Linked DNA regions of Mus musculus: all the other regions are linked to region 1. A link is a loop called in an ENCODE intact Hi-C map of the cell type or tissue named here. Cell type or tissue: heart. All regions are shown on one strand. Each heading gives the region's core, and the rest is flanking DNA. Links, peaks and the distances in the headings are about the cores only.

Region 1 (6,084 bases), core at 329-5,328:
AGGGTTGTTTGGCTTCACAGAAAGCAACTTTTACCCACTGAACCCTGGTGGCTGTCGTCCTCCTCCTCTTCCTCTTCCTCCTGAGACAGGGTCTCTCTATGTAATCAAGATGGGCTGTGACTCACGAGTCTCTTGACTAAGCCTTTCAAGTGCTTGCATAATAGGAACACACCACAACACCTATATCTCAATATATGAAAGCATGCCAACCCACTGAATTTCTGGCAGTTCTTCTGCCCCAGCCTCCTTGGTGAGGGATTCCAGGTGTGCACCACTGTACCTGGTGCGACTCCTACCAGCTTAGCATTTCCACTGTCACTGTATTTCAAGTCACCATTCAGTCCTTGACTCTGAATCATCCTCTTCGTGGTTCTTCTTGCTTGTGCTCTGAGGTCTAGCTTTTTTTTTTTCCCCCACCACAAGTTATGGTATAAGCACTGCTACCTACTAGTTCCAATGTACTATTCAATGCTACTCAGCGAATTTAATAAGAGCTTTAACAGGACAGAAGGGGGAATTATGAGAAGGAACTTAGACAGGGAAGAGAGCCCCTTGGTCAGCCTCTGATGGCTGAGAATTCCAACTCATTTGCGGTAAGGCTGCCTACACAGTGATATTGGTACAAAGATATTTAATGCTAAAGTAACAGTAACCCAGGTTTAAGGCTGGAGTGTGGAGACAGAGCTGAGTAGAGCCTCATTCCTTTCTTTAGACATCGCCTAAGAATCTTAAATGAACTTTTAGTTCTGTTTTCCTAACTCTTCGTATCTCTGAGGGCTGGATAGTTACTTTACCCACCCCAACCCTGTCAGGAGCCTTCTAGAAACCATCCAATGATCTCATTTTAGGTTTCTTAGAAATCCTTTAGAAATAGAAACTTTGAAATCCTATAAATGACTTTTATTATTATAATTATTATTATTTTTAAGTTTCGATTGTCCCTTGAGTTTGTGCCCATTCTTGGACTGGTCTCTCTGGGATCCTTCCACTACAGCCATGTTTTCGTAGTTTATCTTTCCCTGCCCCTACAGTAAAGTATCTTTAAACTCCAAATCTGCTTCACAAACTGGCAAGTCTGAAAATGAGTTTCTGGAATTAAGCCACGAATCCCAGTTTGGACCGGGCGAAGGTCCCTAAAAGTTGACAGGAACTCCTCAGGCTGCCAGCTGACCCTGGAAAGTTGTGCATCCTGCTTGTTCCCACATACGCCCATTTCACTACAGTTCCTACCGTCGTACTTAGACTCCCTATTATCCAAGCATCCTGTCCTCATTTCCAACACCAAGCTTCTAAAGCTCCCGGTGCTATGGACACGTGTGATGTGCAGCTCATCTTCTCCCACAAATGGACCTCCCCTCCATGCCATTCAAAGTACACTTCCTGGAACTGTCTGCTGAAACGTCAGTCTTCATTATCCCATCGAAACGACCAAACGGTTACCTTTTTAAAAAAAATCTACCATTTACACTATTTCAAATCACCAGTTTAATTTCGGTCTTCAGTAGACTGTAGATCATGGAGTACATTCCCTTCGCTTGTTATCCCTACCATGCTGAAAATAGTTCAACAGGGCATTAAACAGGGCAACACACACGGAGGGCACTAAACAGGGCAACGCACACAGTGGGTACTAAACCGAGCAACACACACCGTGGCCATTCAACAGACCAACTCACGATGGGCATTAAACAGGGCAACGCACACAGTGGACATTTAAAAAACAACAAAAAAACCCCACTTGAACGGATTTGTACTGAGTTCTCATCAGCTGTAGTACCGCACTGTGAGATCATCTCACAAAAGACAGAGCATACAGAACCAAGCCCAAACCGGGTGAGGCTGTGCGGCTGCCTGTGGGTCATTCGGTACCGGCTCGCGCCAGAACCCGTTGAAGCTCCAGCCGCGAGACCAGCCTGAGAACTAAAACCCTTGTGCAGCCTGCGAGAGGGGAGAAGGACCCGAGGCTCCAAGGCGTTCGGCTGTGCACTGTCTAGCTAAGGCAGTGCTCATTCTTAACGCACAACTTGAGATAGGGTGGACCGCGGCTTCCTCGGTAAACTGGACGCCCAGCGGGCGCCGAGCAGCTAGCAAAGCGCATCAGCCATTTTCCGAGCGTCTTTGGTAACCCTTCCGGAGAGGGCACGCCAGGAGGGGGAAGAAAAAAAAAAAAAAAGAAAGAAAGAGGCGGGCCTGCACCGGGGCCTCGGCCCAGAAGCCACACCCTCCGGGCTCGCCACCTCCCCATGCTAACAAAACGGAAAGCGGAACCCTAACCTCGGCAGAGAAAGCGCGCACTGGAGCGCCAATGAGCTTGCAAAGAGCCGCTCCAGGGCGCCGTATGCTCTCCCGGGATTGGCTGGGCCTCGTTCCTTGTACTTTTTTTATTGGTCAGACTGTCTTCTCTGCCGGCTAATTGTTTTATTCGTATAGGTACTTTTTGATTGGCTCTTCCTGGTGGGGCGGAGGAATGAGGTTTTGGAAATTGTTCAGCCTGGATTGGCGCATTTGAGCACCTGAGGAAGGGGCTTGTCCCAGTCACTCCCTGTCCCATCTCCCGACCCGTAAGCTCCCTCCCCTTCAACTCGCGAGTGCTAATGTTTAAAAAGAATTAAAAAAAAAAAAAAAAAAAAAAAAAAAGAGGGCGTGAGCGAGCGAGTGAGCCTCCTGCGCGCCAGCCCGGCCTCCTGCGCAGCGCGCGCCTCTGCGAGGACCCGCGCGAGCTGCCCGTGCCGCTGCCTGCGCTGTTTAAACTGCAGAACCCGTTAGGCCCCGGGAGGAACTACCGTTCCAGCTGGTTCCGGAGCCGAGCGTGCCGGGGGCGAGGGGCGGTCGCGCGGCGGCTCGCGCCTTTCGCGCCTCTGCAACGTGGAGAGGAGAACCGGCACTTTCCGTGGACGCCACCTCCAGCCGCGACGCTGGCGCGGGCGGGGGTTCACTCGCGGGGGTCCTGAGACTGAGGAAAACGCGCCAAGTTCCCCCTCGGCGGCCGTGCGGGGACCCTGCGGCTCGGGAGCGCCGCCACCGCTGTGCGCCCGTAGCCTTCCCGGCCGGGCTGCGCCGGGGATGTAGTGGTGCCGCGGCGGGCAGGACCGAGCGGCGGCCCGGCTCCCGCTCCGCGGACGAATGGTCACTCCCCCGCGGGAGGCGCCCACCAGCGATCCCTCTCCCGGGACGGCGGCCGGGCTCACCTGTCGCGCCCGCACTCTGCCCGGCTGGTCTCCCCGGCGGCGGCGCCGCGGACTCGCGAAGGGCCATGACCGGGTAAGGAGCGCCCGGGGTTCAGGGCCCGGGGCTGCGCGGCAGGTGCTGACGGTGGGGAGGGCCCCTTAGGCTCGGGCTGCGCTGCGAGGGACTGCCGGCGGGCGCGGCGACCCCCGGGGTGGCACACCCAGGACCCAAGTGCCCCTCTGCCCACGCCTTTCGTAATGGGAGAGGCTGGCCGGGAGAAGAGATGTTTGTGATCGCAGTGTCCTGGGTCGGGGCTTGCGAAATTTTACCGCGCATTTTCTTGACTTACAGTTTCTCCAGAAGTGTGTACGGCGCCACGTGTCTTAACCCTGCGCCCAAGAGTTTGTTTTTATTGTTTCACGTTTTTCTTGAAAGAAGAGTTGAATCCTATCATTGTACACAGATTTGAAAAGTAGTGGGACTGAGGATTCACGGTGTCATTTGGTCAAGAAGACTTAGGGCTAAGTTCATTGTGCGAAGCTTGGGTTATAGTTCTGGAGAGGCTTTTTTGACTGAAAGCTCTGAGAAGGGACGTGGAGAACATAAGATTGGGCACCCGGGAAAGTGTCGCGCTCTTGGTGACCATCAGTGCTGGCTGGCTGTTTAGAGGGTCCCAGATTGGGTGGCTGGCCGAGATGACGGCCGCTGTTTGAGCTGGCTGATGACTTTTCTCTCACTGGCTCCCAGGAAGACACCTTTCCGGAGTCATTAGTGCTTGGGGGAAGTCTGACAGTTTTGCGAAGGCTGGTTTATCATTCCTAACAGGTCATTTCATCAAGAACATTTAAGGGGCCAAGAGACAAAAATTTAAGTTGCAGATAAGATGGGAAATTTTGCCAGTTGTCCAGTTTTTCCTGAGTTGGTTCCCAGAAATGGTTTCCCTGCAGTGTACAGTGAACTGGGGTGAAATGTTTAGGGGTAGAGTTTGAATCAATTTGTGTGTACCTCAACTACTTACTACTTGGGTACCTATATTTGAAACTCGTTCATATTTTTGGAATATTGGAATAGAAGGATTATCTTTCTTCTAGATGTTCCAAATAAAAAATAAATTTCTATAAAGTATCACAGGTATTGCCGTATCTCTCTTCCTCCCTCCCCCGCTCCCGTTTAAAGTTTTACCTTGAAACTTCTAGTCACATAGCTTAGAAACAATTGGAGCTGGGTGTAGCTTGGCCGTAGGACTTCCCACTGGGGAGAAGAGGCTGGCAGGTAGATTTTTGAGTTCCAGGCCAGCCAGGGCTACACTGGGAGACCCTGTCTCAAAACAGAGCATAGTTGGAAAACTAAAGTATATTGTAATCTTTAGCACACATGAGACGGGCAAGTTTTTCCGACCTCTGTTCCAGCTTTGTATGTGTAGTTCACATTGACTACAAGTGGCCTTGTAGACTGTAGTCCCCACTACTACTTTGGTTTCTTATTCATTCCTGATTTTTACCATTGTTCAGTTGCTATTTTTGTATATAGAAAATGAAATTTTGCTTAAGCCTATTGTTTTCAAACTTTGTGTGTGTATGGGTGTGCACAGGAAGTTCAGAGGGCACACTTGAGAAGTTGAGTCCCTGGGATTAAGCTCAAGTTGGTAGGGTTAGCAGCAAGCGCCCTGACCCACTGGACCATCTCACTGGCCCAGAGTTTTTGCTTCTTATTGTATGAATGATTTTAGTAAATGGATATTTTTGAGATATGGCTCTTAATGCATGTACATATACACATACCCATACATATGCATATGTATACCCACATTATGGTAATAAGAATTTAGTAGCAATTTTAAAGGAAGTTTGTGCGGGTGTGTCTGCATGCATGCATATATGTATCATTGGCATTTAAGCCAGTGGTTCTCCACCTGTGAGTCAAGACCCCCCAGTAGTGTGTCAAACAACCTTTTTTACAGGGGATTTCATATCTGGCATATCAGATAGTTACATTAATTACCATTCATAGCAGTAGCAAAATTACAGTCAGGAAGTAGCAACAATAATTTTATGGTTAGGGGTCAGCACAACATGAGGAACTGTATTAAAGGGTCACAGCATTAGGAAGGTTGAGAACCATTGATAAGCAATAAACTCTTAAGTGTCTACTGTCAGGCATTAGGTTTTGAAATAAGATGTCCTGATTTGTTCCATTCTTTTGGTAAATCTTTTCATAGTTGCTAATTTTGTCACTTACATATGATAGCTGGGGACTAATGAAATCTTTTTGTATGTGATTAATAGATTTAATTGGTGATTACAGCTTCCTTCAATAAGTTAATTCTCGTCAACTCCTTGCAATTTTGAAAGAAAATGCCTGGCGTCATACCTAGTGAAAGTAATGGGCTTTCAAGAGGCAGTCCATCCAAGAAAAACAGACTGTCTCTGAAGTTTTTTCAGAAAAAGGAAACTAAAAGAGCCTTAGACTTTACTGATTCTCAAGAAAATGAAGAAAAAACTTCTGAATATAGAGGATCTGAGATGTATGTATTTTATTTTAAATGTATTTCGTTTTCTTTTTTTTTCTTTTTTCTTTTTTTTTTTTTAAAGATTTATTTATTTTATGTGTATGAGTACACTGTAGCTGTCTTCAGACACACCAGAAGAGGGCATCAGATCCCATTAAAGGTGGTTGTGAGCCACCATGTGGTTGCCAGGATTTGAACTCAGGACCTCTGGAAGAGCAGTCAGTGCTCTTAACAGCTGAGCCATCTCTCCAGCCCCCTTAAATGTATTTCTGTACTCTGAATCAGTGAAAGAGCACTGAACTTGGGTTGATAGTTCTGTACTCAACTGAACCTGACAGTTGACAGAGGTTAAAAGAAAGTACACATTGATTTGCATTTAGCAAGATAAGGAATAAAGTGTATAGTAG
Region 2 (6,084 bases), core at 745-5,744, 540 kb before region 1:
AGTCCCCAAGTAAACACTTTTATGAGACATGCCTTGGTCATGGTGCCTCTATACAGCAACAGAACAGTGACTAAGACAACATACTAGGGCACATCTTTAATCCTAGCACTGTAGAGGAAGAGGCAGGAAGATCTATCGCTGTGATTTCAAGGCTTACACAGCGACACCCTGTCTTAAAAAGAGAGAGAAGGCAGGGCAGTGGTGGCGCACGCCTTTAATCCCAGCACTTGGGAGGCAGAGGCAGGCAGATTTCTGAGTTCGAGGCCAGTCTGGTCTACAGAGTGAGTTCCAGGACAGCCAGGAATGCACAGAGAAACCCTGTCTCGAAAAGACCAAAAAATAAAGAGAGAGAGAGAGAGAGAAAGAAAGAAAAAAACAGAAGCACAAAACCTAACTAAATAACTGTATTTATATCTCTATAACAAAGCTTGGGAAGCAGAAGGAAATACAGGGATAAATACAGTTATCCTGACTTAAGTATTACACACACACACACACACACACACACACACACCATTTTATCAGACAACTAATATACAACAGTTAGTTTTTATAAATCAGTTAAACATAAACTTAATTAAAAACTTAAAAGCATGATCTATATAACAGATTCTAATGCTATACAATAAATATGCATAAAAACACCCCAGATTATATAATTAAGAAAACTTGTTTCTTAACCTAAATAGTGACACTGGTTATAACTCTGCAGGAGCATGCAAGGACCCCTGGGTTCAATCACAAGCACAAAATTAATTAGTTAGTTAACCAACTAATTAATTGAATGTTGACAATTTTAATCAATTTCCAAATCTAAATTATTCTAAAAACTGAACAATATTATCTAACACAACATAAAACACATTTATTAATTACCCTTAGGGGTCATGCACTGTTACTTGAAATAGGTAAAATTTTATAAAACATTTCAAAGACATGATTCTAGAAATCTTACCATGAGCTGTGTAGTTTGTACAATTAACTGGTTCTTGCGTAGCATCATTTATTTTTGGTTCTTTACAAATATATGTTTAAAAAGTTAAGGAAATTTGAATTATATTTCTAGCATAAAACACTATGTTTTAAATGTCTTACATACTCCTACTGATTCACATGTACAGAGAGGCTTTAAGTTTGTACTAATCAACAAACTCAGACACAATTACACTTTTAAACTTGCTGTGGTGGTGCATGCTTTTAGTCGCACTTGGGAGGCAAAGGCAGGAAGATCTCTCGAGTTCAAGGTCATCATCTACAGAATGAGTTCCAGGTCTGACAGGGCTATGTTGAGACCCTATCTCAAAACAAAACACCCAAATACACTTTTTTAGTGTTCCCTAGAAAATAGTTGAAAGTTAAATTATTGTATAGAAGTCATAAAATAAATTTCTATCAAAAGTTCTAGCAGATGATGCCATCTTCGAAGAATATCAATCCGGGAACAGACAGAAAGCAGCATCAAATTAAAAATCTTCACCAAATTATTTTTAACTTTAAAAACAGATCAGTTTCCAGAGCTCTGGATTCAACTAATTCACACTTAATTCCATGTAACACAAACAGATGAGGAAGATATTGTTATTCCTATGCCACAGAAGCACTAGCTGAGTGTTTAACTTTGAGTGGCTTATCCAGTCATGTAAGTGACAGGCAGCCAAATCAGATCTGTTGACTCAAAGCTGGGATACTGTGCATCTGTTGTAGTTGTTATCTCTGTGGTCAGTGGCTCCAGTAGGATCTTAAGTTACTGAAAACCACTCTCGAATAGATGTTAGAACAATAAGAATGTTTCTAAGTTTTATTGTCCAAAGATTGTATGGTTCACACTGCAATGGGATAGGTATGGTGCATACAGGGTGTCTCTAGTCACAGGTGGACCCTTATTTGGACTTCTGAATCACTTCTGGAAAGGTCATCTTTAGTTAGTTGTCATTAAGGCAATGTTCAGTTGTCACCAGAGTTCTACAGGCTCAGTCACTTCTCACAAGGGTTCAATAGCTCATAATCAGCTCAAATACTTCTTAGAAGGACACTCTCATCTTTCCTAAGACAATGATAAACTCAGTATGTCAGCAACTCCCTGCATAATGGGGTTGGCAAAGCAAATTAGAGGTAATCTGTGCAAATCTAATGCATGCTCTCCTTAACTCACAGATCTCTCTCTCTCTCTCTCTCTCTCTCTCTCTAAGTCAGGGTTTCTCTGTTTCTCCTGGCTGTCCTGGAACTCACTCTGTAGACCAGGCTGGCCTCAAACTCAGAAATCTGCCTGCCTCTGCCTCCCGAGTGCTGGGATTAAAGGCTTGGGCCACCACTGCCTGGCAGATTCTCTTAATTGTAAGATTTTTCTTAAGACTCTTTCTTGCTTCTGCAGGTTTGAGGATCTGTACACAAATGTCTGAGGCACTGTGTCAGTACCCAAAGTTTTGTTCAAACATAGTTTTTTGAGTATAACACGAATTTCACCTTGTTGCTCTGCGGTGCGCTAATGTAATAAGACAGTTCACCCATTCCTAAATCAGATTTCTCATCTGTAAATAAACACCCAACGAAACTGTTGTGGTAATTAAATTAGCATAAATGCTCCCTTAAGTTGGTAGTCACTGGTATAAGTATGTTTTAGACTTAAATTATTTGCTCATTCAAAAGCCCCCACCCCTAACTATGGCCAGTTGATGGCTGCTAAGTTAGAGAGTCATAGGTTTAAGTCCCAGGTAAGGCAACCATGCTTCAGCGAATAGCCCCATACCACTGTAGATATGAACAGCACATATCTGACTCCCTGTGTTAGTTTTCTTTTTTTTTTTTAAGTGTGTGTGGTAGGGGTCGAGGTTAAGGGGGAGTGGGAGGGAAGACAATGTAGAAGGAGTTTGAGGTTGAATATGATCAAAATCCACTGGGTGAAATTCTCACAAAGAACTAATACAAATATTACATTTTAAAACATCCAAGAGGATCTCTAATTTTAAAACATAATAATAAGTTGTCTAAAATCACAAAGTGAAGCCATCTGAGGATGGCTGTAGGTGATATATGTTACGTTAATGACAAGTGAGACACATGCATTGGTTCACTAGTAATTACTTGTCTCCCTCAACACCTGCAAACTTTCAGGAACGCGTCGAACAATTTTCGCATCTTTTGTGTCTGGGACACAACCTAGATGTGTGTGTGTGTGTGTGTGTGTGTGAGTAAGTGGGCAAGCCGGTAAAATCCATGGTCAATCGGAGAAGGAAGTGCCAACCACTGATCGGTCCAGGGAAAGCCCACGGTGCTCGCCCTTCGTCCCCACAGCCCTCCTCACCTCCCGGGGTCCAATGGTCACTAGAGCCACAGCGGAGGCCACGGTCCCCATCCCACAGCCCGGGGTCCAGCTGACCGCCTGAGAACGGCGGCTTTCCGGAGGATATTGTCCCACCCTGAGGTCCTCACACTTGGGTGTCTCCTCGCCCCCGACAGCGCCAGAGGCAGCAGCCCCACAGTGTCCCGCGGCGACCGTCACGAGCCACAGGGTGCGGAGAAGGCCCGGAGGCCCCGCCGCTGGGGAAGCCCGACCCGCGGGCCAGGCGGCCGCCATGTTGGGCACCGCGTCCTCGCGCTTCCGGTTCCGCCTCCTAGAGAAGGAAGGGCCTTAAAGGGGCCTGGCAACCGTGGCGCAGCTTAGGGCTTCTAAAGGCTACTCCCTAGGATAACTTGGCACAGCTACATCAGCGAGGTTTTCGAGGGTTGTTGTTGTTGTTGTTTAAATATGTTCGCTTGTTATCTTTGAGCAGGGACCATCTTAATCTCTGTATCGTTCCAATTTTAGTATATGTACTGCCAAAGCAAGCATGGAAACTTTAATAATAATAATAATAATAATAATAATAATAATAAAAACATGCCCATGTCCCAGGGAGACTGCTCAGAGTGTAAAGGCACTTGTTCCGGAGCCTGAAAATTATTTAAATTCAATCCCTGGAACCCACATGATGGAAAAAAAAAAACGGATTTTCACATACACACACACTTTTTAAAAAACTGAATAATTATATAAAAAAATACACGTTTGGGAGTCTTCTCTAGTAGCTTCCCTGAGAACCCTCACAAGGAGACAGAAACTGCTCCTTCTGATGAGCCCCAGCTCCTGGTGGGCACCAGTGTTGATCCTGGAGGCTCTAAAGGATGAGGGTTTCCCTAGGGTTGGAAGAATTTAGATTTAGACTATCTAGAAGTGACCCAAGTGCAATTCTAGATTGCTGTAGACATTATATAGTGGACAAGTGTTCGAGGACAGAATATTGGGCTGAAGAGATGGCTTAGGAGTTGAGAACACTTGCTGGTCTTACAGAGAACCAGGTTAGGTTCCTAGCACCCATGTATTGGCTAAAGCCCTGTAATTCCAGTTCCAGATTGAAGGTCCCCTTCTAGCCTTCTCAAGCTCTATGCACATATTTGGCTCCATGGGTAAAATCCTTTGTTGCTCTGCCTGACAAATGAATTCAATCCCTGGGACCCACAAGGTGGAAATAGCAGACAAAACACTCACATGCATAAAATAAAAATAAATATTGAAAAAGACAGAATATCAGTTATACATCTTACACAATGATAAAAGAACCTTTCCACTTAACTACTACTTGGACTCAGAATGTTCTAGTGATTTTTTAAAATACAACATAAACCCAAAGGACTAAAGGAAGCAATTCTGTGCCTCAGGATTATTGAAATTATGATAGAATTAGATGGTTTCCTGCTGAGTGCAAGAATACTGCTGATCTGTGTATCAATTTTAATACAGATTTAAAACAATTACTTAGAACTGCTGATGCTTTGCTGATTAATCCCATTACTGGATCTATTTTATGGCTTTAGTGATTATCTTTATTCTCTTCCACAATATGTAAATTTAAAAGAATTAAAAGGATTCTGTAAGACAGCAATGAAACTATAAAACTTTTGACTCCTGAGCTGGGATAGTGGTAGAGTTGCCTAGCAAGCACAAGTCCCTGGACATAGTCCCCTGCATCCCATGGACAGAAAATTGACTCTTGAATTGATGATGTATTAAAGTATTGATGATGTGTCACTTCCTCTTACAAGCCTCTTACGTCTGTAATAAAGTAACTTCTCTGTTTTGCAGTCTCATGATCACATAAATTACCATGATCACATAGCTGCTACATTATTTAAATTTGATAGAAACTTAAGCCTCATTTTTTATTTTCATTCTTCTCTCATAGATTGCATTTCAACTAGTTTCCCTCCCCTCCCCAGTCTTCTCTCTTTCTCTCTCCCCAACCCCCCCCCTCTCTCTCACACACACACACACACACACACACATCCTGCCCCTGCTCTGCCTCCTCTCAGAAAAGAGGAGGCCTTCCAGAGACTTCAACCAAACACAGCATAACAAACTACAATAAATTCAGGCACATAGCTCATATCAGATCAAGGCTGAACAAGGCAATCCAGTAGGAGGAAAGTATGTCTTGTTTCCCCCACGAGTAGAAAAAAGAGTCAGGGATCCCACTGCTGGGATTCCTACAAAAACATCAAGCTACGCAGCCATAACTTATGTGCAGAGGACCTAGGTCAGATTCCTACAGGCTCCCTGACCTCTGTAAGTGCCCATAAATCCTGGTCAGTTGATCCTGTGGATCGTGTTCTTGTGGTGTCCCTGTTGCCTCTAGTCCCTTCCTCCCACCTCATCTGCAGGACTCCTGAGCTCTGCCGAATGTTTGGCCGTGGGACTCTGCATCTGCTTTTATCAGTTGTTAGATGAAATCTCTCTGATGGCAACTATGCTAGGCTTTTGTCCCAGAACACTCTCACGTCAGGACAAACTGTAGCTTGAAGGTTTTGTGACTGGGTTGGTGTCCTAAATCCCTCCACTTGAGGGTTACAGAAGATGGCCTGCTCAGGATCCATGTCCTACTTGACTAGGAGGTGTTGCTAGAGTTACTCTCATAAATTTTATGGAGTTTCCATTGCACTAGGTTTCTAGCTGACCCTGAAATACATCTCAATTCCAACAGTTTCTCCCAGTCTTTTCTCCCCGACCCTCATCACTCCTATTCCATACCTGCCCCAATCCTTCCTGGAAGT
Region 3 (6,084 bases), core at 498-5,497, 260 kb after region 1:
GCAATGAAGTGGGAGGGAGACATCAGTAAGTCTCAGGCCAATCCCTCTAGGCAGCAATTTCCTCTCTGATGTGCAGCACGTATTCTCAGATTCTCGCTACCTCAGCCCTCCCAGACCCTGAGCTCAGTGAAAATATGAGGCCCTACCGGGGTTCCCAATTCCTGAGTCATAGTAGAGAAACCGGGCGGTCACGGAGCTCACGTGTTGTTCTCTCTGCCTAGAGATCAGTGACGACTTACTGCTTCAGGACCAGGGTCTGAGGCCCATTCTGTCCGGTTTTAAAATTATTTCCTGTGGGCACAGAAAGCTGGGCCCTGTCGTTGTTCCTTCGAATCAAGTCTCTAGCTCTACAATAAGCCGGAGCCTGGAGTCATGTGCCAGGCACCGGAGATCTCAGCTTCGGCGGAGCACGTGATCAGATTACAGAAAGGTCAGCGACAGATCTGGTCACAGTGATGACAGTATCCAGGACATAAATGACACCTGTCACCGACGTTCCAGTGACCTGCTCCTTTCTGAGTATGTTTCTTCAATGATTTTTGTTGTTGTTGTTGTTGCTTTGAGAATTTCACACGTTCACGTGATGTATTTTGATTACATCTACCCCTCCATCTCCTCGCGTCCAATTTCTCTCCTAACCTCCGCTTCCACTATTCCTTCCCAACTTCATGTGCATGGATGAAAGGCAGCTTACGGAGCATGGTTATTCTCTGCAGGGGCTGCAACCCTGAAGGAAACTGACGCTCCCTACCCACACCTCATCAAGTACCTCAGACTCGGGCAGGATTTCATGGGCCCCGGTTCATCCATGCTGGCTTTCTCAGCTGGCTTGATCTTGGGTTTGTTGTGTGAGCATGCACTGATGGCTTGAGCTCAAGGCCTCAAGCATGCTGGATCAGTGCTCTCTCACTGCTGGATCCACCCCACCCCCACCCCCCAGCCTGTGACTTTCTTTCCTCCGCTTCAAACTGAAAACTGTTTAGAAAAGAACTCTATGCCCCCCAACTGCCCAAACACCACATTGAACCCCTGTGACTATCGGGGAGTCCGGAGGTTGAACCGACATCTCAGATCTCTAGCTGGAAAGGGTCACAGGGGAATTGTCCGCGGGGCAGCCACCCCAGCTGTGTCTCCTATTGTAAAGGAGCCAGTTTCTGACACTTCAAAAACTACTTCAAAATAATTTCGAACTTGACTGTGTTGTTGAGTTAGTCTTGTCTAGTACAGTGCATGAAGAAGCTGATGCAGACATGAACTTGATGTTTGAAGGAGTGTGGCAGAGAAAAGCAGTGTGTCACAGCAGGAACACCAAGAACCTCCATAGGAACCAGTGAGAGCTCTTTAGGTTAGCTTAGCCAATGCTGTAAAAACCCAGGCTAGTACATCTGAAAACTCAGGCTAACTGTGTCCGCCTGGAAGAAAAAAACTCCCATTTGGAGTCATCTGTGATTGATAACCACTTTCCAGCTTTCCAGCCAGCTAGGCATCATGCACCATCCACCCGTTTTTTGAGCAGCGTTTGAGTCTGGCCACTTCTATGAACTCTACTGACTTCTTGCCCAGGGCTTGGCTGTCTCTTGCTGGGCTTGTGTCAGAATCTTCTGGCGTCCACCCCAGCGTTGATTTCTGTTACAGTTGTTATGTTTGCTGTCCTGAATCTATTTTTGATCCTTGTGTCAATTCTGCCAATGTTCATTTGTGGAACACCCTATCCTAATTTTAGTCACGGGTCATACTCAGTTCCAGAAGCAGGCCCTGGGAAGACTGTCTTCACTGGGCCCATTGAATTATCAATTTGCCAACCCATTGGGTGAATTTACCTTGACCTTATTAATCATTTTAGACTAATTAGATGCAAAAATGCATATGTTGGAGCTTCTGAGAAGACAGCTTTTTGCTCCCAAAGATGTCTTTCTCTTCTTGTGTAACAAGTACAGAGGAAAACGGAAAGCATGGGTTGGCTATCCTATGAGTTTAAGGACAACAGAAAAATCAAAGAAAAGAAACCAAGAGAAGTCACAGCAAGTTCATTCCACCTCTGAATTCAGTTATATTAGACAGAAGGAGAGTAAAGGAGAGAGAGAAATAAATTGAATCTGAGGATCTTAGGTTGAGTTATAACTGTGATCAGGCTAAGAGAAATGTGAAGTCTGAGAACCCAAGAATTGTGCCTGTAAAGTCAATTTTGGACTGTATTTTTCTTTCTTTATGCAATCTGTGAGCTCCAAATCTATGCTCAGGCACTGTTTATTGTTTTGCATTTTTGTATTAATTCAGTAAGAGCTTACTAATTACGTTCATTTTTGCATTGCTATTGATGTGTGAGATAGGATGCATCAAGTACAGTCTCCGAAGGGATTTTGCAAGTCTAGTTAGAGAGACAGGTGTGAAAACAAATTGCTTGTAACACAGACACTGTGACAGGTGCTGGAGCCAGAAAACAGTGCCCACAGCTTGCTTCTGCTTGCTTCAGACAGTACGAGCGCTAACCAGGAGGTCACAAGGGACAGAACCCCAATTTCAGACAGTCTATATGGAAAATGGAATTAAGAATTCCATGGCAAAGCTGACTGGTGGGTTCCAGTTGGCTTTAGGGTTTCTTTCCAGCTTAATTTCTTCTCCTTGAATCTCATTTTCTTCTTCAAAGGCCAGTCTGAAATGGATTTGGTGGCATGCCAAAACCAGTGAGCACTGTGAGTAGTAGACACTGTTTCCTCAGCTCTTGGGATTGTTGGCTCCAAGGTCAGCCTCCCCGTGGGAACTGTCTTGGCGTCTCACTCAAGGTTCTGTGACCTCCCTGAGTACAGCCTCCAACCGAAACCAATGAAATGGGTACAAGGGCCCGAACGATTATCTTGATGTTTGAAGGGATATCCAAGATTTAGGGTCACCTATGGAATAAGTTGAGGGGTCTAATGTTGCAGGAAATAATAAAAATCGAACCGGCACGTTCCCACGCTAATGCACACACACACACACACACACACACACACACACACAGAATCCATTTATTTATGACAGACAGATGAAACAATTGAAATTCTAGGTCCCAGCTAAAAATGGTCTCAGAACTATTTTATTAGCTATTAACAATATTAAGTTTAAAATATGGAGCTTTTGACAGAACAGATACCTCTATATGTGAATTTATTACTGTGGATGTTAAGTCTTATTTGAATATAGGCTAACTCATTCCATAATTCCTGCAGAAGTAGGTCTACTCCATTTTTTTTTTAAAAAAAAGTGTTCTTTTTTTTAACACTTTTAGAAGTTCCTTTTAGAAGGAACTGAAAAATCAAATATCAAGTTACTATCGCCATCTACTGGCCACTGGGTGAAATAGGTTTAATTCACTGGGGTTTTATGCCTGCTTGCTTGTTCTCCAGTAAAGGAGACTGAGCACAACTTCAGTGGAAGCTTGCTCCACGGAAACTTGGCACTATGCTTCATAATTAAGGAGGGTGCCATTAATACATCAGTCCCAATTTATGACAAGTAGATTCATGCTTGGGAATTGCTTGAAAGAAAACTCTGTGACAGAGTTAAAACTAGAAAACCAATTAGCTGCTATCCTTTCGTGGTTCACGTGTCCTTGGCTGCTTCCTGTCCTTCCTTGTCGTCCAACACTGCCCATGCTTGCTCTCCTTCCAAAATGTTCTACTGTAGTCTCATGTAAAGCGTGTGCGCGTGCGCGCGCGCGCACACGCACACACACACACACACACACACACACACACACACACACACACACTATAGGCTAGGATCTGCGTATGAGTAACGGGTGACGTTTACCTCGATTAATATCGTACAATCTAACTCCATCCATTTTTCCTGCAATCTTTTCTTAACTGTTACATTATTTTAAGATTTGTATTAGATTTATTCAATCATTTTATGTGTGTTTTGCTTGTATGCACGTTATGTATACTACTCGCATGCCTGGTGCCCGCAGTGGTCAGCAGCGGATACCTTGGAACTGGAGCTACAGCTGGAAGTGAAGCATCCCGTGGGCACGAGGAATCAGACCGGGGTCCTCTGGAAAAGTGGCATATGCTTTATTGTTCATTGTCTCTCCAGTCCTGAAACCCTTTCAAGCCTTCTTGTTTGCTTGTTTCTGTTTTTGTTTTGAGGCAGGGGTCTCACTGTGGATGGAGGTTTGCCTGGCCTGGAGCTCACTGTGTGGATCAAACTGTCTCCACTCACTCATTCTCAGCCAGCCAGTTTCCTCATCTGTGAGATTAAAGTTGTGTGCCACCATGCCATGCCTGGGTCTTTTCTCTTTAGAGCTGAATAATGTTCTGTTTTATCTTATTTTTTTCTCAAAGATTTATTTATTTATTTATTTATTTATTAAAAATAACATTGTAGTTGTCTTCAGACACACCAGAAGAGGGCATCAGATCTCATTATGGATGGCTGTGAGCCATCATGTGGTTGCTAGGATTTGAACTCAGGACCTTCGGAAGAGCAGTCTGTGCTCTTAACCGCTGAGCCATCTCTCCAGCCCTATGTTCTGTTTTATAACTGTAGCAGGTGTTCATTATTTGGTCGTCGATGATGGACATTTAATTCCTTCCACTGCCTTGCCACAGTAAACTGAGCAATAGTAAACACCGATGTGTACATCTCTCTATGGTAGGATACAGAGTTCTCTCAGCCATTACCCAGGAGTGGGATATGTGGGTCACATGGTAGTTGCCCTTTTGATGTTTCGGAGGACCCTCCATGCCGATTTCCTTAGTGGCTGTATTAATTTGCATCCATCCCATCAGCAGTGACTACGTTTCTTCTTTCTTTATGTCCCCCTTGACATCTCTTGTCAGATTTCTTGATGACAGCCCTTCTGACTGGGGTGAGGTGGTAGCACAAAGTAGTTTTAATTTTTCATTTCCCCACTGACAAGCGATTTTGAACTTTAGAAAAATAGTTATTTGGTATTTATGTTTCCTCTGACAGAAACTGTATTTAGTCCATTAGTTCACCCGTTGATTGGCAGCTTTATTTCCTTGGTATTTAAATTCTGCCACTGCTTTTACGTACCATTTTGTGTTCATTGGTTTATGTTGAAATAGAATACGTTAGAAAAGATCAATGATTAAATTCTGATTTATGTTTTTTATTTAGTGATTTATTTAAAGCACCGTTTGGACTGAATATCTGCCAAGCACGACTACCCTTGCTACCTGTAACAGAATGACCTGGAAAAACAACAGAAACAGTGGGTCATCGCCCTTAACACCCTGCTGGCTGTCACGTATGCTTCTCAAAATCTGGCTTGCTTGCCTGTCCCACCTTGTGCTTTTAAAGTATAAAATGAGAAACTGAACTGGACCCAGGATCAAAGTGTTTCAGGAGCTGTCCTGGCCTTGGTCCACTGTGACTCTCCTCTCTTCCTTCCCACTGGTATGGGAGTGCTTGTTCCAGAAAGACACCCACACAGTGCCTTTAATGATTAGCCTGATGGAGGCGAAACTCAGATGGTGGCAACAGCAGTCCCGTGGCAATCATTTTCCTGCATCTGGATACCCAGACTCTGAATAGAAGTCCTCTGGTGATTCTGGGTGATGCCTCCTGGGTATCCAAGTCCATGACACGCAGCCGTACTATAGAGAACACCATCAGAAGAATGTCTCCCATTTCTGCCCTGGAAGGGATCCCGGCAGCTTATCCAGAAAGAGCCTGATACCTTGCACATAGCTAGAGCCACCCCAAACGCTTTGGTGTTTGGGTAATCTGAAATACAGATTAGGACTTATAGCCCATTGGTGATTTTCTGGGAAGGAATATCCATCATGTAGCACACATTACTGACCTACTTGAACCCTAGTACTGATTCTTGTTTCAAGCCATCAAAATGAGCCCTTAGCAAAATGAATCTTAAAGTACTACTGATGGGCTCTGGATGTGGCCCCGAAGAGTGTTGCCTGGTGTGAACAAATTCCTAGGCCTGATCCCAGGGCCACATGGACTGAGTGTGGTGCTGCCTGCCTGTAGTCCTAGTCTCAGGAAGTAGAGGCAGGAGGGTCAGAAGTTCTGTCTTAAAACAAAAACGAAACAAAAACAAAAACCCAGCCAACCACACAC
Region 4 (6,084 bases), core at 1-5,000, 200 kb after region 1:
CTCAGCCAGAAAAAGCTGACTAGCATGGTTCTTTATAAAGACTTCTAGACCATCATGATTTTTTTTTCACACAGCAGTAGGTTTTCACAGAGCAATGAATTTCATATATGCATATATTATGGAAAAGACTGTCACTCTGAAGAAAAGGTACTAAGCCTCATTTCATATACATTACAAAAATGAAATAGCTGCTATTTACTAAGCATTACTGCACACACGGCTTTATTCTAAGCACATTAGTTTCTTTAACCTCATAGCAACCCTATGAGAAAAGTTCTAGGATTATCGCCACTTTTAGGGCAAACAGAAATGGAATCAAGTAACTTGGTCAAGTTTAGTCAATGGGTGGCAGGGCCAGGCTGTCAACCCCAGTGTATCCCCAGAAACACTGTGCTGTTTCTGCTGGCAGGAAACTTAAAAGCAGAGCTCCGGTTTCCTCAGAAGTCTTATTTAATGATACTCAGTAAGTTTCTTCAGAAGTCTTATTTAATGATACTCAGTAACAAGGAGGACCCATACTCATCCATAATAGATACCTACTAACTGCGCACAGCATTCTGTCCTTGGTTTTCTCTCTATGACCCTATCAGCATCTCAGGCTTCACTCATCGTCTACTTCCTGATGGTTCTGAATTCGAGGTCCCCATTCTCTCCTACGTCTCAAGCCAGTACCAAAAAGCTAATAGATGTCTCCACTTAATGCTATATAAGCCCCCAAAGCCAAGATGTCTACACCTGAATCCTCACTTCCATCCAATCTTATCCCCAATTCGGAAACCACTTCCTCCTATGCACAGCTCTAGATATGAGTAGATGTCCTTCTATCATTCAGCTGGCTGCACAGCTGGAAAGCTGGGTGGCAGGAAAGGCGCATGGCCCCACTCTTCCTCAACTTCCACTCGCAATCACTCATCACTGCCATGTCTACCTAAACGTCTCCTGCAACAGCACAGGCTTCATTTCCCTGCCTTGATTTTGTAACTTCCAAGGCTAGCCTGACTCACGTTTGAGGCTGCTTTCCACAACAGAGTCTGTTTTCTGTCTTGAGACTAGTTCCATCTGATATCTCCATTCACAGAGAAGAGGCACTATCTATATTTCATACCTTACCCTCAAGGGTGTACTTACTTTATGAGATATAAACTCTAAGATCTATTTAAAAGAATTGTACAAAATGTGTCCTTTAATGGCATGCCTTAAGACCCCAAAACAAAAACTCATACTTTCCAATCCCAATTACAAATGTTCAATGATAATATGGACAATGCACTATTAAGTGCTTTATAAAAAAAATGACCATTTAAAATTCACGACAACCCAATAAGCTAGATACCATTATTACCATTTTTCAGATGAGACAACTAACATGCAAGAGAATTTCAACAACCTGGTGAAGGTCCCGATTTTAAAAACACTCAGTATTGTAATTTATCTTAGTCTACCAGTAGCACCCATATTCCTAAGAACTTATTTAAGAAGAATATGAAATACATATTTTAAAACTCAAAAAGGGTTCATTTACATCTGATCTTAGCCAAAGACAGAGATGCAATGAGATGTTAGTTTTAAATGGGAAAAAAAAAAAAGTGTCCCAAAAGCCTTAACATTGTGGGGGTCCGGAAACTAATAAAAGCTTTTCTCCAACATATCCAAAAACCTTCTACAAATATCAACAAGCTAAAAAGATTCAGAACCACAGAAATATATACAGCCATCACAAAATTTCATCTGAATGTTGCCTTTCTTTAAGCCTAAGTCGCAGAAATAAGGCTTTAATGAGACAACAAACAAACAATGCCTAGTTCCTTATCCATAAGTACATCCCATAGCTAAATTCTACAAACATCCTTCCATTTTTTTATCTGGACAGGGAGGTAAACTGCTGGGGAACCTTATCCTCGGTGGGTGGTTTACTCCTAGGCCCACGCATAAAGCCCAGTGCGGGTCGGGTCATCCATCTTCCTCTGGGGCCAGAGAAAGAACGCCCACCGAGCCCACGGGTAAGTGGGGTGCTCCCATGTCCCGCAGCCCATAACTTTGCACTGCGGCCTCAGTGTGCCTGTGCAGGCGTGGGTGCGGAGCCGCTGGGGCGGGCGGGGCGTCCGGGGTGCTGTCAGCGGTGGCGACGGGTGCGTGAGCGCCGTGGCCTCCACGCCAGTTCCTTTTGTTGGGGCGCCCGGAGCCGGGGCGTGGGCGTGGAGCGCCGGGGAGGACGCGACTGCGGACACAAAGAACCGCCGAGCTGCCGCACGCCCTGCGGGCCTGGCGGGGCGCGGACTGCAGGCCCGGGACCGCGCGGCAAGGCCCGTGGGCCGCGCCACACCCACCCTCGCACCCCGGGGGCCCGGCCGGGCTCCCCGCCGCGTACCTGCTGATCTTCTGAGCGAAGGCGCGGCGCTCCGCCATGGCTGCGGCGGCGCGGGGCTGGACGCGGGGCTGGACGCGGGGCTGGGCGGCCTCCTCCTCCTCGCGCTCCCGTTCGCGCTCCCTCCCGCGCGCTCGCCCGTCGGCTCTCCGGACCCCACCGCGAGGCTGGGCCGGCCGCTGGAGCGCGGAACCAGGGTACCGTAATGCGCCGAGGAGGCGCGCACGAGGAACCTCTCTCTGCCCCCGCCCCCGCCACCCCCCTTCGCCTCGCGCGCCAATCCCGGCTGGAGGCCGGGCTGGAAGGCCGCCGGAGCCCGCGGGAGCTGATGCGACGCCGGGTGTGGAACCGGGCCGCGAGCCCTCGCTGCCCTGCCGCCACGACCGGGAAGACCCACGACGGGGCCGTGACCGTAGCCGCCGAACGCGCGCGGGGCTGTGCTTTCCCCAAAGGGAAGGTTAGGAAATGGAAAGGGCCTTGCGGCTTGGTTCCTGCAGCTCCTGACTCCAGGCAGTTTAAAGCACCTTTCTTGCACGCCCCGACCTCGTGAGTGGGGTCTAGCTGGAGAAACAATGGCTCTTCTTTGTAGAAAGAACTCTCCCACAAAGGTGGTGTGATAATCGCTGATTTGTGGTGCATGGCCAAGCTTACACGCATGATCTTACTTAATCTCCACAACAGCTCTTTGAAGTAGATTTAGCTCCATTTTAGAGAGAAAAAAATTGTCTCAGAGAAGCTGTGACTTGCCCTTGGTCACACATGGCAAGCTCCTCCCGTGAACGTGAGACCCAGAGCCCAGGCCCTTTTCTCCAAGAACAGTTATCCCTGTAAAGAATTCTCTTGTGAGTCCTTTACAGTTACTCTGGCATTCTCATTTCATATGTATGCGTACATGCATATCCATCAGATGAACTGTTTTCCATCCTTTTGATGTTCTATAAATAGAACCTGTGTCAGTCTTGTTCTAATGCATTGGGTTCTGAAATTGTGAAACTAAGAAAAATCCTTTGGCTTCTTGTGACACCTTCCCTCCTAAATGTTTTAAGAATTTAATATACCTTATTTGCAGTTACTAAATGTCCTCTGTATCCTTGTGGAGCGTGTTAGATTGTCTCTCACCATAGCGAAACCTTCAGCTTGAAGCCTGGTCACTTGCCCAGTCATACAGAACAGAAAGCACTCATTAAGTGGGTCCAGGACTTCCCGTCTGTACCCTAACCTGGGTTTGAACCAGGTGATTGGATGCCTTTAAAACACTGGTTTACGGTGAGGATAGCCCATTCGAGGTGGGTATATATTTAACATGTACTTAAATGCAGGTATGCTAGAGCCCAAATGTGAGCTAGCTGCGGTTCTGTTTTCAGAATATTTGAGTCCATGGGGAAAGATACAGCTGCTCCAAGTCTAACTTTGCTGTAACACTGTTCCAGACCTTTCCATTGTTCATGATAGAAACCCAGTTGCTTTCTGCCTCCTCCCCATGTGACCTTGAGCAAATTACTTAAACAACCGGAACAGTGTTACTTAGTTGCAAGCATAGTGTGAAGATGCACTGAATTCAAGGTCTAAGTGTGGGGTCTGGGCTGCAGTGGGTACCTACCTAGCTGCTACAGTTTCCTCGCAGGTGTTATCAATATCCATGGTATACTTGACTTTGTCCTTGGTGCTTCAGAGTCTCTGGATGGCTTGTCTGCTTTCATGCTCCCAGGCAGATGTTGTAGGCCTTTATCTCTGCTTGACAAACATCTTCTCAGTACTCTCTTAGAGACTGAGCACATTTTGCTTTGAATAGTTCTTTGTATACATGACTCACTAGTTGCCAAAGAGTCTGAAAGGACATTGCATGCACTGTGAAGCTTACTGGAAACAGTAGGAATGGAACAAGCGGCTCAAAAAAAAAAAAAAAAAGTACCCGGAGAAATGGAGTCTGGGGAAGACTCCACACAGGAAGTGTGACCCTGACCTCAGGAAGACCTGTCCTGCAACTAACCAAGTCCAGTGTGAGCCAGTACCCATATGCCGTAGAGATCCAAACTAAAGGAAAGATACACAGACCTCAGCAATGGAAATGAAAATAGAATTGCTTTGGCTGCCCAGTGTTTATGTGCCCCACAACCCTTTACAGGCATGCATGCATGTACATGCATCTCAGTCCCCTGTTCTCTGAGGAGTTGATTACCTCACCGATATTTTTAAGAGTGTGGGGGGGGGGGGTGATCTGGTCCTGACAAATGGACCAGCCTCAGGTTAGGCACATGAATCAAGCCAAGAGCATCAGGACCATGAACCAGGGACTTCACATCATTAACTTCTTCTGGACTCAGAGCCACACAGAGCAATGAAGAGAGCAAAAATCCTGTAGGTGAGCTCCTTATGGCCCCTTATATGACATGAGCCCTGGACTTTGCTAGGGGTTTTGTTTATTCAGTTCAGAGTTTTCTTCCTTCCTTCCTTCCTTCCTTCCTTCCTTCCTTCCTTCCTTCCTTTTTTCTTTTCATCTATCTTTTTATTTTTTTAAGATTTATTTATTATTATGCGTAAGTACACTGTAGCTGTCTTCAGACTCACCTGAAGAGGGCATCAGATCTCATCATGTGGTTGCTGGGATTTGAACTCAGGACCTTCACAAGAGCAATCAGTGCTCTTACCCGCTGAGCCATCTCGCCAGTCCTTCAGCTATCTTGAATTGGATAATATTATTTAGTCTTACCTGACACAGGCCTTCAGTCAGTCAATGTACATGTTCATTCCTGGAAATACAATGTAATTAAGACTTATTTCTATCCTCAAAGAGTTAGGGAATCGTCTTGGAGAGGTAAATTCTTATGCACTTATGATGTGTGTTCAGTGGTGAGGCTGGATACTTTAGGAAGTTGGCTGAGTACATCTAGCATCAGTTTTGTAATTTAGAAATCATGGTACTCCCCCCTAGACTGCTTGCTGCATTTGAGGCAGTGTGTGAAGTGAGCAGAGTTTAACCCTTGCTTTTCTGGAAATGTCAGTAGTCTGATTATTGGCTGGCATTCAGGACCCAAGCTCCAGCCAACAAAACAATTTAGCAGGAGCCAAAACCACTTTCCCAAGAGTAGCCTCAAAAGTGTACATTAATGGGGCAGGAAACGCTCAGGACAGTCTTCCCATTAGATGTGCAAGTGTTTGAAAGGCCCTCAAACAGAAGACCCAGGAATACGGTACGGGGGGGGGGGGGCAGGAAAAGTCCCATGAGTTCTGTGTCCTATCTTTTATTGCAATACCAGTGAGGATTTGGGTTAGGGGATGCTCAGGGCTCTGAGGCTACTGTACAAGGAATATTTGCCTCATGAGATACAGTTCTGACTTTGCAAGCAGAATGTATTCTCCTTCAGCTTTGGGTAGCATAAGCCACAGCTCTTTTTTCAAACTTGGTCCTTAGGAAATACTACCAATCCATACAATAAGATGAATATATATTGCCATCCCCAAGAGCCTCTGTCAAGGCCACATAGGGGCGGCCCAGAGGAAGGAAGGGCTGGAGCATATACTTAGGTTCACTGCAGTCCCAAAGTCGAACTAGTGCTGGGCTCTATGTCCAAGCTTTTGCCTAGTCCTATCCCTTTTCACACTGTCTCAACACCTAGCAAATGTAATGTTTTACAAGGCTCAACTTTGAACCCTAAAACCTAGCCATACTTCACAACTAATAGCACCAATGTTTGCTCTACAGTAATACTATGTTATTC
Region 5 (6,084 bases), core at 402-5,401, 270 kb after region 1:
ACAGAAAGGTTCAAAAGGCAGTTCTTGCCTTTTAGAAGGTAGATCAGCTAATAAAGGGTTACAATTTAACAAATGTTTGATTGCGCAGTCAAGTTTATATACACTTTTTTTAACTTTGTAAAAGCGGAAGCTCTCTTCTCTGCCCTTTCCCCTTGACATTTCTCCTAATTATCTCCTAATTATCAACTCTACCCCTGCTCCAGGAACAGCTAATAAGTGCTTTGTCCCTAATCTGTTGAAATGAGCAGTCTGTCCAGTTTTGACTCTTATGTATATGGCAAGTGGCTGAAGTAGACAAAGACACATTTACAGGCAAGACTACTGCTGGGAGCTGCAGCTCTAAGAATCTCTAAAAAGCAGTCTGTTACATAAATTATGTACTTTTAAACCCCTCTTCCTTTACACAATTGAACATTAAAACTGCTTTAGAACCATGTCTACCAGAAATGAAGCATATTTCAAAAGCTTCCTTAATATCACTGTAACTTAGTGTTTATTTACCACAAACACCAGTGAATCCCATTCCCCCTAACTATAGTTCATCAGCATTCCCACCCAGTCACTACTGGAAATGTTCTCTCCCACTGCAATTCCAGTTTGGTGCATGAGTATGAAAAGCAGCAGACTCTTTTCCATGATCATAGATTTTAAATATTTACTTGCTTGTACTGCATAATTTAGCACACTGGAGTCGGAAAGGGGTTTATATGGTAGTGGATTCCTTGCCAGTGTTAGAGAATAGAAAGTCCCTCTGTGACTCCCTTGTGAGACTGTAAAAATGTAAGGCATTACCGTTTCCTTTTCTAACCAATTAAAAAGTTTGTTTTACCATAAATCTGCAGAAAGCCTCTGCTTGTGGTATACATATAATATACCATACTTTTCTATAGTTAGCATATAAATCCAAGCCTCGGTTCTCATGGTTTGTTAATATAGTATGACAAAAAATTAAAATACAGCCATTCTGGTAGCACATGTGTGATGGTAAATCTCGGTGGTCAGTTTGACTACATCTAGAATTAATTCAGACCAAAGCTGCTGGGTACTGTAGTGAGGAGTTTTCTTAATCAGATTATTTGAAGAAGAAAGACCCACTCTAAATTTAGACCACATTTTTTTGGTAGCAGTCCAAATAAAAAAAAGGAAGGAAACTGTTCTACATCCATTTGCCCCACCTTTGCTGGCAAGTTTATTTGTCCAGTTGCTGCCAGTACTAAATCCAATTTCTTTGGAATTGAAATGAAGACAGTGCTCCAGGAATCTTCCAGGATCCAAGTGCCAGAATGGGATTTCTGAGACCTGTAGCCTCATGGACCAATTACCAGAGTCTTGGCCTTTTCAGTGTGAGACAGCCATTGTTGAACTACCTGGACCACATCCTGTAAGCAAGTCTAATATACACTCCTCTTATCAGTTCTGCTTCTTAGAGAACCCTCATACAAGTCCTTATAGAAGTTATGAGAAGGACAGCTTGTGAGATCTGTGCTATCTCCTCTCCAAGTCATCAGAAAGTGTTCTGCATTTCAAAATATGAAACAAACTATCCAAGCAGACAAAGGAGCAGATACCTTGTTATCTATGCTAATAAATGACCCTCTTGTTGTCTTGTTATACCCCTGTCCGGCCCATGTGACTGGTGAATAAATTGCTCTAGTAATTAATTCTAGGCAACTGTTTTCATGAGACTAACATGAAATAACTTTCCCAGCGTCCTAGCACAGATCTCTTATTCCAACACTAGGGGATTGAGAGAAGATAATGAGTTCTGGGTCAGTCTGGCTGTATTGCAAGTCCCTATCTTCAAATAAAACGCCACTCAATTCTAATCGTGAAACAGTTAAAATTCAAAGAACATATTTTGTATTCCAGAAGGCGTTCATTCTCTCGATGTTTAACTGTTTAACTGTCTGGTAGCAGAGATTGTTGATTTTTTTCCCCCTTGTAGTTTCTGCTCTTATTTCTTATGTATTGCTCCAACAGTCTGCGTTACTGAAAACAATATATTAGTAGAATTACATGTTGACATCATTTAGTATATCTCTCCCGATTTTTTTTTTAAAGGCAGGTCCTGTACTGTAATTCTTAACATGAATCTGAATGTGAAAACTGAATGCTCCACCAGGATGTAATCAATACCCCATACCACAGCTTGCCTTGGAGTAGACAGACTGTTAGTCTTTTAATCCAAGTGGGCTTGGTTTTAAGGACCCAGAGCTCTGTGCATGCTGGATCTTGTAGTCCCGAAACCGCAGACGCTCACCGTGCGTGGCGGGTAGTAGCTGAAGTCCAGTAGTTACAGTTACGAGGGACAGCTGTAAATCTAACTTGGGCCTGCCCCTCACAAATGAACTGCTCTAGGCTCTGAGCTTGCAGCCCGGGAGCTTAGGGTCTCCGACAGGGCTTCCTGCAGGACCGCGGCCTGCGGAGGCTTCGGTGTGCTGTGCTACGGTGGCCGCGCGGGGCCGCGGGCCGCACGTCCTGCGGTGCGTACGCGCTGTTCGGAGCGGCTGCTGGAGCCGACGCGCGTCTGGTGTGGGGACTCCTGCGCGGCTGTACAGTTATCCAGTCCCGTGTCGCCGAGGGGTCGGCTCGAGGCTGGCGGAGTGGAGAAGGTTGGAGCTTGGTGTTTGTAGTCTACGAATGGCCGGTTCTGGGGGCGGCCCTGCCCTTGGTGCAGACCCGTGGCCAACCGTCTGGGTTCCTGGAGGGTTTTGGAGCCTCTCTCGATTCTGCTTCCTCCTGAGGGTTATCTTCTGACGACTCCTCCTCGCCCTTTGAACTGTAAGCCTTCCAGTGGCCGGCTGTTCTACCCTTCTTGACCAGGAAAGGTTTTCTCCCTAGCCGCCGTATCCCATTGACTCTTCCTTGTTTCTCTTCATTTAAAACAAAAAGAGTGTATGTGTGGGAAATGTTAGATCTCAATCTGTCCGTCTGTAGCCCCGTTGCCCCTTTCGTTGTTTGAAACCGCAATCTGTAGCATTATATACCCTGGCTGTGCTAATAACGCTGACTTCATAGACCGGCTTTTGCTCATTCTCACATGCCCACCCACATCTGAGGGTTATTGAAGTTGGAAACTCAGACTACAATCTTCCGTGCGATGACCCGACATCACTGGGTCAGCTCAGCATAACTCTGCTTGAGTTTATTTTCTTAGGGTTTTTGTCGTATATTTTTGTTATCTTTATTGATTACTTTTCCACACGAGGTTCATTGCGACCTCGGGGCTAAGACTGTATTATTTTATAGCTTTTTAATCTTTGAATTACTTAGGTGAAGATTTCCTTCTGTTTGTTTACCTTTTCTGACCTTACATTCCCTTGGGAGTTTGGAATTGATTTTGTGTCAGTTGATAGCAGATAGACACAAAGGAGTGATCTTTCCTGCCTGCTGCTTGTGGCTTTTAATTAGATTATGAGTCTTTGGAAGTGCCCAGAGGGATTGGAAAGGTTTTGAAATGTATTTTCGGAGTTTCAAATGATAAAGCTTTTATTTTTCCAACTAGGGAAGAGTTCTAATTAGTCTAGTGTCTGAAGCTAATTAACTGGTTCACCTGCCATAAGAATTTGAGAACTGAAGTTAAAAACTGGGCAATGTGAGGGATTGTCTACATTAGTAAAATGAGTTTAGAGGCCCCCTTAATTGATGCTTTTTCTATAAAAGGGGATGCACATATATTTTAAAAAGAATATTTTGTTATGTGGGTGTTTTTCTACACATATGTCTGTTCATCATGGGTATGCCTGCTGCCCCCTGAAGTCAGAAGAGGGTATGTGATCTCTAGGGACTGGAATTGCTGATGATTACCTTGGGTGCTGGGAATCGAACCAAGGTCATCCACAAGAGTAGCCAGTGCTGGTGACTGCTGAGCTAACTCTTTAGCCTGGATACAAATATATTGAAAAATGTTTTGTGAAACTCTTTTTTTGAAGCTTTGTTCTTAGTAGTCTGATAGAATTGGTTAATGCTTTTGTATTGCTATTTGCTAATGTTATACACAGAGATATTTGGTGTCTTATTTTCTGGGAACCCTGTAATTTAAGTGACTTTCCCAGCTGCCTTTTTAATTATTGTGTTGCAGTGTTTCTAATACTTCTTTGTTTTGTTTTGTTTTGTTTTAAAACAGTCTAACCACACAACCTGGGCTAACTCAACTCTTTCTTCCCACCTCGGTGTCCAGAGTGCTGGGTTTATGGGCGTGTGTCATTCTTCTTTAAGAGATACAGTCTGTAACTATCAATAAAATTAAAACATATGCTTCTGAGTTGGGATTATTTCTAATCAATCTGAAATACATTCAGTTATGTTTGCTATTATAAATGTATACTATTTTAGAATTGGTGGGTGCCTGTAATTCCAGCTCTCAGGAGGCTGATGCAGGAGGAGTTCCATGAGTTTGAGGCCAGGCTGGGGCACATAGTTTGTTCTAGGTCAGCTTGGGCCATAGAGTGAAACTCTGTCTCCAAACGTAACAAAACAAGTAAACACTAAACCACCAACCAACCAAACAACCAACCAAACAAAATGACTTCCAGGAACAAACAAAACCCAACATACTCATTTTCAGAATTCATTCATGAAATTCTTTACTGGAAAAAAGGTAAGAAGCTAGCTACATAACTACATAATTTTTAAATATACTTTCCTGAGAGTTTTGAGTTTCAAGTTGACTTTTTTCCTGAGATTTTAGTCACTTACTAGGCAGTTCTTGAATTCTTACTATTTAATGAAATGATGACTTTCACTGAGACCACCTTGCCTCCATGGCTCATCTTTGTACTATATAAGTTCAAAGCATCATCTCCTCATTATATGAACGCAGTAAGCTATTATTATCGATGCTTTGAAACTCTTTCTTTCTTTCTTCCTTTCTTTCTTTCTTTCTTTCTTTCTTTCTTTCTTTCTTATGTGAGTACATTGTCGCTGTCTTCAGACACACCAGAAGAGGGCGTCAGATCTCATTACAGATGGTTGTAAACCACCATGTGGTTGCTGGGAATTAAACTCAGGAACCCTGGAAGAGCAGTCAGTGCTCTTAGTCACTGAGCCATCTCTCCAGCCCCAAGTCCAGGTCTTTTTGATGCTTCTCCATGCATGAAAGCTGCAAAGATTTGTTCTTTATCTTGGGATGCTTAAAGAGCATCAGCTCAGCAAATATGGGTGCTAAGGGGCCATTTTATATCTATCCATTTCTATGTACCTTTCTGTTTGTATATCCATCTATTTTATAGCTATCCTTCCATACCTAACATCTATGTATCCTTCTATCTATGTGTCTATCATCTATCTATCATCTACCATCCTGTGATGAGACTTCATCTCTATCTTAAGTAATGGGCAGAAATTGCTTTAAGTAAAAGTTACGAGGAAAGAATTGCAGGTGGAAGGAAGCATTAAGTGAACAGATCCCTAAAGCTGAACTGTAGAGGCTAGAGACTGGAAAGACAGCAGTGGGCTGCTTCATGTCGCCAGCTGCCATGCACTTAGCAGGTACACAATGCCTGCACTCAAAGAAGACACTTTTAATGAAGCAGTGGCAAGGGCTCAGATGTGAAGTGCTTGAGCTGCATAGTCCTAAGTGACTACATTGAGAATGGAAGGAATCTGAGAGCCGTTGGGGAGAGGACCTGTGTACCATGTATTTGCTGTTGAGTTGTGTGGGGATGGGCTAGCAGCCTAGAGACCAGGATGGCTGGTTGTCAGGTTTGAAGAAGTAGACCAGGTAGGTGACTTGTAGATTGACCTGTTTTTAATCAAATCATAGGACTTAACATAATTTTCAAAATTTACTATTTTATGAGTTACCGTCAATTAAACAGGCTACGATTGTCAACTATACGATATGTTTTGGTTTCAGAGTTAAGTTGCAAAATTTTGTTACCAGAATTTATGTCATTAGGTATTCCTTATGTTGGAAAGTGAGCCTTATAAACACTTTGTCTTTAGGACTATTTATGAATCCATTTGTAGTCTTTATCACACATATAACTTTTATTTATTAACTAGGCATTCTTCTAGGTCACGGTGTAGTGAGCATCCTAGTTAGGGTTTCTATTGCTGTGATAAAACACCATGACCAGAAGC

The links. A loop is a pair of places that touch in the nucleus more often than their neighbours do. Peaks named below come from ENCODE experiments on the same cell type or tissue, not always from the same donor. Only the 100,000 strongest peaks of a DNase experiment are listed, where the experiment ranks them.
Region 2: a loop joins it to region 1, with 2.8 times the contacts of the local background. A loop is called at or near these places in 2 of 42 quality-filtered maps.
Region 3: a loop joins it to region 1, with 2.8 times the contacts of the local background. A loop is called at or near these places in 21 of 42 quality-filtered maps.
Region 4: it touches region 1 in a loop (3-fold over the local background); 4 of 42 quality-filtered maps call a loop at or near these places.
Region 5: it touches region 1 in a loop (8-fold over the local background); 21 of 42 quality-filtered maps call a loop at or near these places.

The regions. Positions count from the first base shown.
Region 1 is chr4:98,920,983-98,927,066 of GRCm38, forward strand. It overlaps Usp1 (ubiquitin specific peptidase 1), which reads left to right and starts at 2,828. Exons shown (of 9, transcript NM_001301414.1): 1 at 2,828-3,261; 2 at 5,454-5,692. The coding sequence starts at 5,523. In heart, for the core only: no CTCF peak of the experiment used is centred there; DNase peaks (open chromatin) are centred at 1,269 and 2,369; H3K4me3 peaks cover 4,147 bases; H3K27ac peaks cover 3,436 bases.
Region 2 is chr4:98,379,663-98,385,746 of GRCm38, forward strand. It overlaps Tm2d1 (TM2 domain containing 1), which reads right to left and starts at 3,603. Exons shown (of 7, transcript NM_053157.2): 1 at 3,408-3,603; 2 at 956-1,029. The coding sequence starts at 3,574. In heart, for the core only: a CTCF peak has its summit at 3,533; a DNase peak (open chromatin) is centred at 3,589; H3K4me3 peaks cover 1,413 bases; H3K27ac peaks cover 866 bases.
Region 3 is chr4:99,179,509-99,185,592 of GRCm38, forward strand. No RefSeq gene overlaps it. Among named protein-coding and RNA genes, the nearest start is that of Atg4c, 11 kb to the right of the region's middle. In heart, for the core only: a CTCF peak has its summit at 3,338 (motif pointing left); DNase peaks (open chromatin) are centred at 1,613 and 2,743.
Region 4 is chr4:99,118,357-99,124,440 of GRCm38, forward strand. Dock7 (dedicator of cytokinesis 7) reads right to left here and starts at 2,569. Exons shown (of 50, transcript NM_001369286.1): 1 at 2,369-2,569. The coding sequence starts at 2,406. In heart, for the core only: no CTCF peak of the experiment used is centred there; DNase peaks (open chromatin) are centred at 2,115 and 2,615; H3K4me3 peaks cover 2,432 bases; H3K27ac peaks cover 1,570 bases.
Region 5 is chr4:99,191,672-99,197,755 of GRCm38, forward strand. Atg4c (autophagy related 4C, cysteine peptidase) reads left to right here and starts at 2,263. Exons shown (of 11, transcript NM_175029.3): 1 at 2,263-2,781. In heart, for the core only: a CTCF peak has its summit at 3,720; a DNase peak (open chromatin) is centred at 2,460; H3K4me3 peaks cover 1,819 bases; H3K27ac peaks cover 1,215 bases.